Linked DNA regions of Homo sapiens: region 1 is linked to region 2. A link is a contact called in ENCODE Hi-C data. All regions are on one chromosome and are shown on one strand. Each heading gives the region's core, a stretch centred on a gene start or an enhancer-like site at or near the end of the contact. The rest is flanking DNA. Distances are from core to core; before and after follow the strand shown. Region 1 has its middle 120 kb from the start of HAPLN1. Region 2 holds the start of HAPLN1 (hyaluronan and proteoglycan link protein 1).

Region 1 (6,313 bases), core at 2,853-5,352, 120 kb before region 2:
GGGATTATGGGAACTGAAATTAGAGATGAGATTTGGATGGGGACACAGCCAATCTATGTCATCTATCATATTTTAAATTTCCTTACAACAATGATTCTTCTTCTTCTATGGCCTTCTCAGCACCTGGCATAGTACTACATTCTCAGTAAGAGTCTGAAAGTGATATGCTCTCTACTGAATAACAAATAAGTTCATACAACATAATGCAGTTTAATATTTTAGTATAACTTAAACTTTAAATAAAAATTTAAAATATGTGCATGATTTTAAAATAAAGCTGTAAAAAAAATAGAATAAAAACTAAGTCTCCTTAAACACTCTTTCCCCAAAGTAAACTTTTTGTGGTTTCTCATGCATAATTAAAAGAAATATTATTTATTTATTTATGTCATATTAACTAGACTATCATTTAGCTATATGTAAATAAAATATATAGAAATCACTTCGTATACACTGCTCTATATCTTTTTCTCATTTATAATTCTTTCTCACTTAGTTTGACAATCTTTCCATGTCAACATTTTCAGATATTTTTCACTGATTTTTTAATGGCTATATAGCCTTTTATCATATAAATATGCCGGGCATCATCTTCTACTTGTAGATATCAAAGCTATTTCCAGTTCTTTGTTGTTACAAACAAATTGCAAACAGCTAAATAGGAAGTATACATTTCAAGCAAAAATCGATCTCTACAGAACCTATCGCTCTGGGACAAATCCATCCCCATTCCTATGTTAGGTCTCTAAGCTCTTATCTTCAATTTATATTAGTTATGAGGAAAAGAGTATGAGAAAGAGCGTTTTTTGTTAAGTTAGAAAGCTTCCTAACTTAACAAAAAGTTTTAACAATAAGTGATTCAAGCCTGATTAAATGTTCAGTTTATGAAAGGAAATGTACGATGTTGAACTCAGTAGCAAAAATTAATAAAGTAAATATTTGCACATCTGACTTCTGCCACTGAAATTATCATACTTGCAATGCTACCTTGCTTGGGATTGTGGAAGTGATAGAGGGTGCCATGTGGATATCTGGAGGAAGGATGTACTGGGCAAAGGCACAAAACAAATACAAAGGCTTCAGGGCAGAAGCTAGTCAGGAGAGTCAGAGAAACCAAAGGGAAGCCAGTGTGGCTTATGCTGGGTAAGGAAGTGGGAGAATTGTATGAAATAAAGCAAGAGATGCACCTTGTAAGCCATTTAAAGTACTTTGCCTTTTTCTGAGTAAAATGGGAGGATATTGGAGGAATTTAAGTTGACAAGTTACTTAATCTCACTTACATTTTAATAGAGTCACCTGCTGTTTAGAGAATACATTGAAAGGGGGCAAGAGAGCAAATAGACTTATTAAAAGGCTATGTTAAGAGTCTGGTTAAGAATGATTGTGGCAATGGACTGTGAAACCTAAGCTGCTGCATAAGGGGGAAAATGAGGGCATCAATGTGGAGGTAGACAATGAAAAATATGATAGAATCAATAGAATGAAGACCTCACTGGGTGAAAGGTCTGGTAGAGTAAGGACGTTAGAGGGAGTGACTGAGAAAAATAGGAACTATAGGTCTGAGGGCAGGAAGCTTAAAATGCACATTATAAAAGACATGCAGTCATTGATGATGACAAGATCTAGATGTCATTTATAATGACAGGAAAAGAGACCTGAGGTACAGTAGAGGGTAAGGTCATTGAGACTGAGAGGCCAAGGTAATAAAAGCTTCATCTACATGCACATCGATATCCCCCTAAATTATGACCACACTGACATTAGAGAATATGCTAGTGAACCAGGAGCTCAATTCTTCCAGAAGTGATGGGGAGGGACTCAGGTCAGTGTAAAAGACTGCAACAAGGAGGGTTACAGTCCTCCCTATTCAACTGTAGAACATGTATTTCTTGAGATATTCTTATTTTATCTCATACAGAATAACTATGAAAAAGTGTCATAATTAGCACAATTTAGGGTCATGGTTACAAGAGCTGACTCCTGGAGCCAGACAGGCTGGGCTCAGATGTCATTTGCTATTTACCAGCTGGGTGACCTAAGGCAAAATGTTTTATCTCATCTGCAAATTAGAGATGATGAAAGGGCCTCCCTCGCAAGGTTGTTGTGAGTCTTATTTGAGATAATATATGTAAAGCACATAGACCAGTGCCTGGCACAGACTAAGTACCATGTAAGTGTTTGCCATTAATAATGTCATATTCTTCACTTGGGTATCACAGGGCATGTCAAGGAAATACTCACCACATGCATTATAAGTTGGTTGGAGAGAAAATTAGTAGAGAGCAATTTGTCAATGCCTTTACAAAGCAATTTTGTCTCTAGGTATTTATCCTTTGGTCACACACCTTTATAAAATGTCATGTATACAAAACTATTACTGTTACATGATTATAATAGTAATAAGTTTGGGGAAATATACATCTGTAGACTGTATTCTTATGCAGCTCTTAAAAAAATGCCAACAACAAATGTACTAGCTTCATGGGACATTCTCCAGGATGTATTATTAGGTGAAAAAAAATCAAGTGCAGGACAATGTATATACTTTTGTGGCATTTGATACATACATATATATTTCTCTAAATGGATGTGTATAAGTGAATGTAGTATTTTTGAAAAGTTACGCGGGAAGTCTCTAGTGGCCTCTCATGAGGAAAGCTGGGTGACTAGGAGACAAGGGTAAGAGAAGCCTTACTTCTAAGTTTATATTTTGTACTGCATATATGTATATATGTTAAAAAAAATAGTGTTTTTTGGTATGTGTGTGTCTGTGTTTTTTTTTTTTTTTTTTGAGACAGAGTCTTGCACTGTCATCCAGGCTAGAGTGCAGTGGCATGATCTCGGCTCATTGAAACCTCCACCTCCTGGATTCAAGCGATTCTCCTGCCTCAACCTCTCAAGTAGCTGGGATTACTGGAGCCTGCCACCACGCCCAGCTAATATTTTGTATTTTTAGTAGAGATATGGTTTCGCCATGTTGGCCAGGCTGGTCTTGAACTCCTGACCTCGTGATTTGCCCGCCTCGGCCTCCCAAAGTGCTGGGATTACAGGCGTGAGCCACTGCGCCCGGCCAAAATAGTGTTTTAAAAATAAGTCTAGATAGTATAACTTTAATTTTATATTAAGAGCAAATTATTTCAGCGAGTATTTCTTGACTCCCTAACTGTATACCAGGTCCATGGTGGGTACTCCCAGAGAGTCCAGGGAAGAAGAACACGAGTCCTTCTCCTTAGGCACCTGCTGGGGAGAGAAGATGCACCCACACGAAAAACTAGAGAATAATACCAGAAGTGTGTCGTTGAACATAGTCAAAGGTTCTAAAGTGGTTAAGAGGCTGGCAACTCTGTTTCTACTTGGCACTTTCAGAATGGAAACTAGATCTGGTTATATATTTAATTTATTGGGGATCTTTCATGAAAAAGATCAGTATCTTAAATATATTTGTTTAATTTAAAACAACAAAACAAAAAATAACTCTCAAAATTATCCTTCGTATTACAGCAGTACAAAAATAATACACCAAACCGTCTTTATTCTAGCTGCTTTCTAGTACCACTGGAACTAAAATACTCTATTTATTTAAACCCAAATTTAGCATGAGGTGACTGGGCAGCTCAGGACACTGCAATAAAATGTAATTGGCATTTTGATCCATGGCTGTTGATGAGAACGTAGGACGTTGGTATTTCCAAAAAATCTAAGTCCATGACACACATGGAAAAAAATACAAGTAAGAAGAAGTAATTGAGATTCTGAAAGGAGACTTCGAGAATTACCTACAAATAGATACTGACCTTTTTTTTTTCCTTATCCTTAATCCCCTTCTAACTGAATATCACTGCGATGTGTTGGAAGAGCAGGCACGGCTTCTGTGCTACAGGCTATAGCTGGTGTGTGAACACAGCACAGTTTCTAATCCTGTACCAAATATAAAATTAACTTAAAAATGACTTTCTGTTTCAGTTTGTTTGCTCATAAGGTACAAGGCACTGATAGATATTTGAGGAAAATGAAAGCAATAGGCTCAAAGTAGTTCAACTGAGAAAAATAACTGCTTTGTAAGACAGGCATTTCTGAGAAACCTCTAACCTCAGCCCTCCAGCCTTAGCCCCACCTTCCCTCTGAAGTCATACATTAAGGGGAATGTGCTGTGTTGAGCAATGCCGCACCACACACGGGCTGCCTACCAGGGGAAGGTTGTTTCCATGCCAGAAGGATTCCAAAGAAATACATTGAGCTTGAGGTTAATTCTGGAGTCAAACTCTTGCCCAGAGAGGGCCCCTGTGGTTTGGAAAGCCCACGAGACCCATCAGAGTAATTTGGCGACTGAGGCTTTGGGTTCACTCTAGGACAGAGGCAAGAACTACTTTGGCTAAACAGTCTTGGGCCAACTAATGCCGTCTTCAAGTCAAAGCCAAAACCTACCTGGTTTCTCAGGAGTCTTTCTGAGAGTTCCCAATAACCCCTGTACTGCCATGAGTGAGGCCGGTAATGTGCTGAGTGTGGAACCCTGAGGCAATGAGAGTGAGATCGGGGAGCAGTTTGAGAGGATATCACACCCCAGTAAGGAAGGTCAGGGCTAGATTTGCCATGTGCCCCAACATTTTCAGGATGGATTTAGCTTTCAGAATACTTATGACAGCATCAGACTTCAGATTACCCCATCCCCACCCCACATCTACATGTGGGTCTGACCTAGCTGATGAGCCTTTTGCCTAAATCTCTCCTTCTCATTCATAATCCCTGTTAAGACCAAAATGATCCCTATCTTAGTTACTTCATAGAGTTTCTGGCAGTACCTTTTTGTTGGGCTGGTTCCAGCTTTATGTATCCTTTATACAGGATAGCTTTGTCCTTTTTTTGCTCTGTTCAGACGTCCTCCAAACGACGGGTGTTTCAACAGTAACCTGGATACATTTTAAATTTAGGAGGCCAAAGTGGGTGGATCACCTGAGGTCAGGAGTTTGAGACCAGCCTGGCCAACATGGTGAAACGCTGTTTCTACTAAAAATACAGAAATTAGACGGGCATGGTGGTGCATGCCTATAATCCCAGCTCCTCAAAAGGCTGAGGCAGGAGAATGGCTTGAACCCGGGAGGCGGAGGTTGCAGTGAGCCAAGATCACGCCACTGCATCCAGCCTGGGCAACAGAGCAAGACTCCATCTCAAAAAAATAAAAAATAAATAAATAAATAAATAAAATTTTTGTGTCAGGCAGAGTTAGTGATTTAGGCAGTGGTTCTGCCTGAGGCTTAATCTGTCCCAACACCTGCTACTCTAAGCTGCTCTCTACTAGATCCATTACCTAACTCAAAGCTTCCAGGGAACCTGATTGCCTGAGAAGCCCTATTTACAATACGTTATTGAAATGTACCTTGACTAAGAGTGCCTGGGGGCTTGGTCCTATATAGGCCTCATATGCACCATGACATCTCAGACACACTGAAATCAGATGACTTCTAAATGAAAAGAAAAAACAGGAATAATGTCATAGGTCCACCTTGACAAATGCTGCTATAAGATAAGCATTCACCTTCTCATTCAATGGGTATAATTCTAAGGGTGACTAAAATTACAAGCACACTTTGGAGTTATTGCAGGTCCATTCCAGACCCCTGCAATAAAACAAATATCACAATAAAGTGAGTCACACCATTTTTTTGGTGTCCCAGTGCATATAAAAGTCGTGTTTAAAATATACTGCAGTCTATTAAGTGTTTAATGGTATTATATCTAAAAAAAATGCGTATCTTAATTAAAAATACTTTATTGCTAAAAAATGCTATCATCTGTACCTTCAGTGAGTGATATTTTTTTTGCTGGTGGAGGGTCTTGCCTCATTGTTGATGGCAGCTGACTTATCAGGGTGATGACTGGTGAAGATTGGGGTGGCTGTAACAATTTCTTTCTTATTTGAAGAGACATAGTCTCTCTCTGTGGCCCAGGCTGGAGTGTAGTGGCATGATTATAGCTCACTGCAGTGTCAAACTCCTGGGCTCAAGGAATCCTCCTGCCTCAGCATCCCAAGTAGCTACAGTACAAACACCACCATGCCTAGCTAATTGTTCTTATTTTTTAATTTTTTTGTAGCACCTGGGTCTCACTATTTTGTCCAGACCAATCTTGAACTCCTGGCCTCAAGTGATCCTCCCCTGCCTTCGCTTCCCAAAGAGCTGGGATTACAGGCATGAGCCAACATGCTCAGCCTCAATTTCTTAAAATAAGGTCACAGTGAAGTTTGCCACATTGATTAACTCTTCCTTTCTTGAACTTTTTCTCTGTAGCATGTGATGCCATTTGATAGTATTTTACC
Region 2 (6,111 bases), core at 2,450-4,949:
ATGAGAAATAGTTCAAAATATATTATTGAAAAATAAAAAAAAGTTTGGTTTTTCTTGAAACTTAAAAAAATGGCTTATTTGCCTTCTCTAAATTAAAAAAGCAAATAAAACAAACCTCAATATGCTATGTGTTAGGGAAAAAAAAAACTTTAGCAAAACTAAATTTAAAAGAGTTTGATTAAGCAAAGAACAATTCCAACAGTCTCCAGAGGCAGAGCAGGCTCAGAAACTCCAACACAGCCACGTGGTAGAAGGTTTATGGGCAGAAAAAGGAAAGTGAGGTACAGAAACCCCCGGACTGGTTATAGCTCCACCTTTGCCTTATTTGAACAGGGTTTGAACAGTTGGCCACATGTGATTGGCCAAAGCTCAGTGTTGCCACAAGAGCAGGCTACAGTCTGTTTACAATTCCATTCAGGTTATAGTTCACAATGTACAGAGAAACCTTTAGGCCAAACTTAAAATATGTAAGAAGACAGCTTTAGGCTAACCTTGATTTAACAAAGGAAAGATTTGAATTTCCACATGACTTACTAATGTTAATAAATACAGGAAATCTTCAAATACAGAATACTTTTTTGATATGGTTTTCTTTAAGAAGATATTTTGGTCTTCAAAAATTATTTTTACAATTTATATCTTTGTAAAATATTTAGTCATGAAAATAGAGTTGTATTTATTCCTGCATTTACTTGATTTGATTTTTTACCATGGCTTATTATAATGCCTGTGCCCTGATGAAAAACTATAAGGGCTAATCAAAGTAATGTATGCCTCCATAAAGCACAATTTGGCTGAACATTAATTAACTGAACATAAAAATCTTTTTAAAAGACTCTTAAAGCTAATTCCAATGTAAATTTAAATAACTAGAAAACCATGTGAACCCCAAAACGAATGGAAAAATGTATATAACGTCAATTAAATTAAGCCTGAATAACACTTCAAATACACACTATTGATAGGTTAAATATTTGTGATTAAAAAGACTGGGGATCTTTAACAAAGACTAGTAAGGAGGCAATGGGGAAGGGAAGGCTGGAAATAGGGGAGGATCAGGAGGGACAGGATGACTCAGAGGTAAGTACCTGTCATTATTTCTGGAAGTCTATCTCAATAGTTGCGGCTATACCTGAGATTGAAAAAAAATCTAGTGTAGCTCACCATGGTGTGACTAAGTTGCAAAATAGATTGTCTTGGGTGGTTATTAAACAATTTCAGAAGAGAATACATTAAATTATCTTAATGTTGTGCCGGAATAAGTGTATAGAGCAGACCACAAAATAGGGGAACAAGTGCCAGCCATGAGCCAGCTGATTTGATTTACGCTCCAGGCAATCGCCAGAAATTAGGTTGTTAAGCTGAGGGAACAAGATCGGTATTTAAACTGTCTTTATATGATATCATAGCCACACACCACCAGCCTTACCACCTTTATGGTGCTTTAATATAAAAATTGGATATTTGTTTATAAGTCTAATTCGTTTATGTTCTTTAAAATACACACCACCCTGAACGTTTACAAGAAATATGAATAGCATAAAAACCCTTTGCATAGTTGAAAAGCCGAGATGTATCTTATTTTTATTGGCAGTTAATGTAGAGGCCTATATAACAGCTGCCTCAATAGCCACTAGATTAGGGACATAAAACTGCAAAACCTGTTCCCTGTGCGGGAGGGGAAACAGAAAAATAAGAGAAGCGCCCTCACCCAGGTTTTGGAATTCCAAGAAAGGTGTTGAACGCCTGATGAAGAATTCATTTTGAATATAACTGTCTTCATTTAGGGAGGGTGTGTGAGTGTTCCGTTTGTCTTTGAAATGAAACCTTTCCAAGAGGCACGTGTTGATTTACCAAAGACAGAATGGCAAGGGGGAGCCCAGAGGCAAGAACTGGTGAAATCTCTCAGAAGACGCGGGAAGAAGCCTTTTTTCCCCTGCAATCTCTCCCGCCTCTCTCCAGAGTCCAGGAGGAGGCAGTCCCCGTGGCTTAGGCTTTATCTTTAAGACAATAGCGCCGCTCGCCGCCACCCGCGCGACTCGGATCGGGCATCCCGGCGGCCGCACCCCGCGCGCTGGCTCATCTGCACACCGGCCACCTGCATTGTCGGCCAGAGCCCCCGTCCCGGCGGCTTCCCCAGCAGCTTGGCTGCCCCTCAGGTCCTCCCATCCCACCTTGCACCTCCAGGACGCCCTGGACCCGCCCATCCTCCTGCCCCACTAGCTCATCGACTTACGACTCCCTCAGTCCCTACGGCCCACGGAACCCTCTCCCCAACCCGCGCCACAGCCCGAGCGGCGGCGGCGGCCTTAAGAAGCCCGCAGTCCCGCCCGCGCCGCCCCGCCGGGGCCGGAGGTTGGAGCCGGGAGCACGGCCGCGAATCCCCGCACGTCCCCAGCGCTCCGCGACACCGGGCCCTGCTCGCTGCAACTCGGGGACGGCCTGCGTCTCGCCTCCACCCTGGCCGCGGGCCCCTCGAGCTTGTTTGCTTGTCCTCAGTCCCAGGGCCAGCCCCGCTCCCTCCTCCCGGCTGCTCCAACAGCCGTTTGCTTCCTGCGGTGTGTTTCTTTTTTCCCCTTCCTAGACTCCATCAAAGGTGGCTCTGTTATTGAAATATGAAGCCATTTCCTCTCCAAAACCCTTGGTTACTCAAGGCGGGAATCAATGGACCTATATACTCTCCCAGAAGTTATAAATAAACGTCTATTTGTTCAGGAGGCGTTTTCCCGCGTGTCCCAGCATCTTCCCCACTGGTTATTTCAGGGGTGTGTGTGTCTGTGTGTGTGTGTGTGTGTGTGTGTGTGTGTGTGTGTGCGCGCGCGCGCCCTGTGCCCATCTGGTTCTAATCCTGGTTATGGATCCACAACCCAACCCCACCCATCCCGTCTCCCCCTCGCATTCCTCGTTCTATAAATAAATCCAGGTTCTTTGAGCTCTGTCATCCAAGGATACAATAGCAGTTGTTTGTTAAGAGAAATTTAAACTCAACACCAATACTGAGTCCAGTAAACCAGAAAATATGCTTCTGGTGATTTGGGTGGAAGGCCATCTCCAGTTTAAGAAGCTTTATGTGCCACTATCATCATTGTCTGTTATCCTTGATCTCCTTTGGTGAGGGGAAGGCGGGAAAGAGAGGACCTCTCCGACCCTTGGATTTTTCTTTTAAGCAGAGGCTAATAAAACAAAGCGCAAACTGACTGTCCTGAGGAGTCTGCTCACACCGCTGCCCCGCAGATCATTCCACAGACCCCTTGTCCCATCCCTTCTGGACAGACCCAGGACTGATGAGGGTTCGGGTTCGGGAGGTGTGGTGTGGTGGGGGCTTGTGTGGCTGTAGCGGCCGGCTTTCCTAAACCCCAGAGCGGGATACTCGGGATCTGAGCAGAGGGGAAAGTCATCTAAGAGGCTGCTGCTTTACAAGGTCTGGGCACAGAGCTGCCCCTCCCTTCCTCCCTGAAGTTTGCATGAAGTGCACATTAGGCTGTAATTAGGGGATTTGGGAGGAGAACTTTCCTGGTGACGCTTTGCTTTTCTTCTGCTCTTGGTGAGAAAGTGCCTCCTTCTTCCCAGGATCAGGACCTCTGCCATCCAGCGCCACAAAGAGACATTCTGCACACACACTCACACACGCACACACACACACACTCTCACACTCGCCCAGAGACAAACTTAAGGTGAGGAGAAAGAGCGCTAGCTTCACTTGATCTCCAGCTTCCAACTTAAGCAGAACTTGAGAGCATCCGAACTCCTGGATTTCAGGACAAGGTAAAACTTGCAAATTGTTTCCCCCTCTTTTGGTTATACCTTTGTGCCTTTAAGATTTCAGAGGGCAATACACATGCAATGTATATATACATTAAACAAATTTTATTCTTTTCTTTTGAGTTTAGTTTTCATTTGAATTTAATATGACACCTCAACTTTTAAAAAAGTTTCATATTGTCGGATAAAATATTTCACTACAATAAACAGGCTCAGTCTAAAAATGGAGAAAGAATTAACTCTAGTATCTTAGCTTCTGCTAGTGCTCCTGTAAATCTGGTAGGGTCATGGTTTCCAAGTGGTGACTTTTCTATCTGTATCTCAACAACCATTTTTATAGCACCTGAGATGAAACAAGGATAGTATAGGCTGAAGGGAAAGGTGAGGAATGGGAATGTCCAGCCAGGCTTATGAATTTTGTTTCAGAGAATATATAGGGTTATGTGAAAAAGAAAGTTACTTTAGGCATAGGTAATACCTGTTAGATTAATAATCTTAGAAATGTTGCCATTTTTGGCCCAGGCTTCCTTCTCCAGCTAATTATGAACTTAAGATCATAGAATGATGATGCATTTCATATATACAATGATGTTGATGGATAATTTGAATGCACTGAAGAGAATTTATAGTCATAGTTAAGATTACTGTTAAAAGTTGCTTAAAGAAATTATTTGTATGTTGAGACTGTTCCCCACCAAAAACAAACCTAAACTTGTTTGGGCTTCGATTAAGTAGTTTTCTTCCATTGAATGTGACTGTTGTGTTCAAAATAAGATGGCTTATTAATTTGAGAATAAGTTGCTTTATTTTCATTTATCACTGGAAAAATACACACAGTGGCCAGTACATTTGGGAATTTTTAGGGTGGAAAGTGTTCCTGTACATGTTCCAGTGTGATGTCATAAAATCAAACATACTGGCTGGCTTCTTGGAAGCTAATAGTTCTTAAGAAATTAAGGCTGTGGATTGATTTCTAAATGAATGTAATATTTATTCATTACAATTGTAGTTTCTGGTAACTATTTCTATGTGATTATTTCTGTGTACTAAATTTGCAGAGATTTTATACACATTTCAGTCATTTCAGTATTTTAATGGAATGGGAATATTGTTCTATCAAAAGTATATCATAGTAGTTATCTTTGGAGAATTTTTAATGTGATATGATTCATAATTCTTATATCAGTTAACAAATTCCATTTACCTACAAAAATGAAAGTTTCTCTTCCATTCAGTAAAATATAATGTATACCAAAGGACTCTTCAGATATTAGCTTTAGTCTTTAGTCACTTTTATACCACCCATTTTAAAAAATTTAATTGTTTCAGCTAAGAAATGAATTTATACTTTTGTTGATGACCTCTTCCACTAAATTGGAAACAGCTTAAAAACAGAACTAGATAAGAAGTAATTTTACTTAAGGCTAATTAAATGAACAAGAGATAACCAACAACCTCAACAGACCACTGCTCTACAGGAGGAATGTACCCAGAGGCCAGTATTCTCGACAGGAATGCCTTATGGGCCTGGGCTTTCTATGAGAAACAAGAAGGTGGGGAAACATTATGTACTTATTTATAAAATGAGCCATTTATTTTCAGCAAGGCCCTGTCTCTCAGAGGAATGACTGACACTGTAATTTAGAAGTACTGAAGAGACTTTCACAGAGAAGAATCAATTCATTATATCCCTAGTGGTTTCACTTCCTTTTCCTTCCTTTGGGAGCAAGTAACACATCCAGGATAAATACATTCAGAGTACACAGAAAGATACTTTATGAGTAAACGGTCTACTAAACAATCCTGCCTTTTAGCATCTTAGGTGTGGAATATTGGTATTTTCTGAACAGTTGAAGAAGTCCTTTGAATCTTAAGATAGCAATGCACTTCATCTTTGTAAAGATGAACAAAAGTTATATTCAGAAAATGACTCCCTTCCTTAGAAAATACTAGTTTTCTTTTTCATTTCTTTTTGCCCCATGCACATTTTATTTTTCAGATTGCATTTTTAAGATCATGATCTCTCACCAGTTAAAATTCTGACGAAATACCAGGCAAATTTGAAAATAATTTTGATAGTGCTTCAAATTAATTTTCTGACATCCTGCAGCCATGAGTAGTAACCATAGTACTTAGTCTATGTCATTTAAGTGTACTTAGCCTGTCATTTAAAGGTAGCAAAATGCTGTTGGAAGAAGTAGGAAAGGATGGAAACCTGAATATACTTAGGATTTTAATCAATAGTGTTTAAGGAGGATTAGAGGAAACAGCTGGTTAAACAATTATTAGGAGTAGAGAGGACGAGGTGGTATAAATTAATAATGCATCTCTTTATTTACACTGAATGGG

Evidence for each region. Hi-C counts contacts between places; a loop is a spot of excess contacts on that map. Pooled maps may share reads with other maps.
Region 1: a pooled map shows a loop between it and region 2 (4-fold over the local background). The contact joins the enhancer-like site here to the promoter of HAPLN1 in region 2. A Hi-C loop is called at or near these places in 1 of 168 maps with a recorded cell type or tissue (Caco-2), 2 of 37 single-sample maps with no recorded cell type and 3 of 50 pooled maps.

Annotation. Positions count from the first base shown.
Region 1 is chr5:83,842,545-83,848,857 of GRCh38, reverse strand. No RefSeq gene overlaps it. Among named protein-coding and RNA genes, the nearest start is that of HAPLN1, 120 kb to the right of the region's middle. Within about 2 kb of position 4,102, at least 3 of the 41 ENCODE cell types and tissues checked have a DNase peak (open chromatin) inside an H3K27ac peak, as active enhancers do.
Region 2 is chr5:83,718,443-83,724,553 of GRCh38, reverse strand. It overlaps HAPLN1 (hyaluronan and proteoglycan link protein 1), which reads left to right and starts at 3,699. Exons shown (of 5, transcript NM_001884.4): 1 at 3,699-3,765. RefSeq lists a silencer at 2,055-2,114.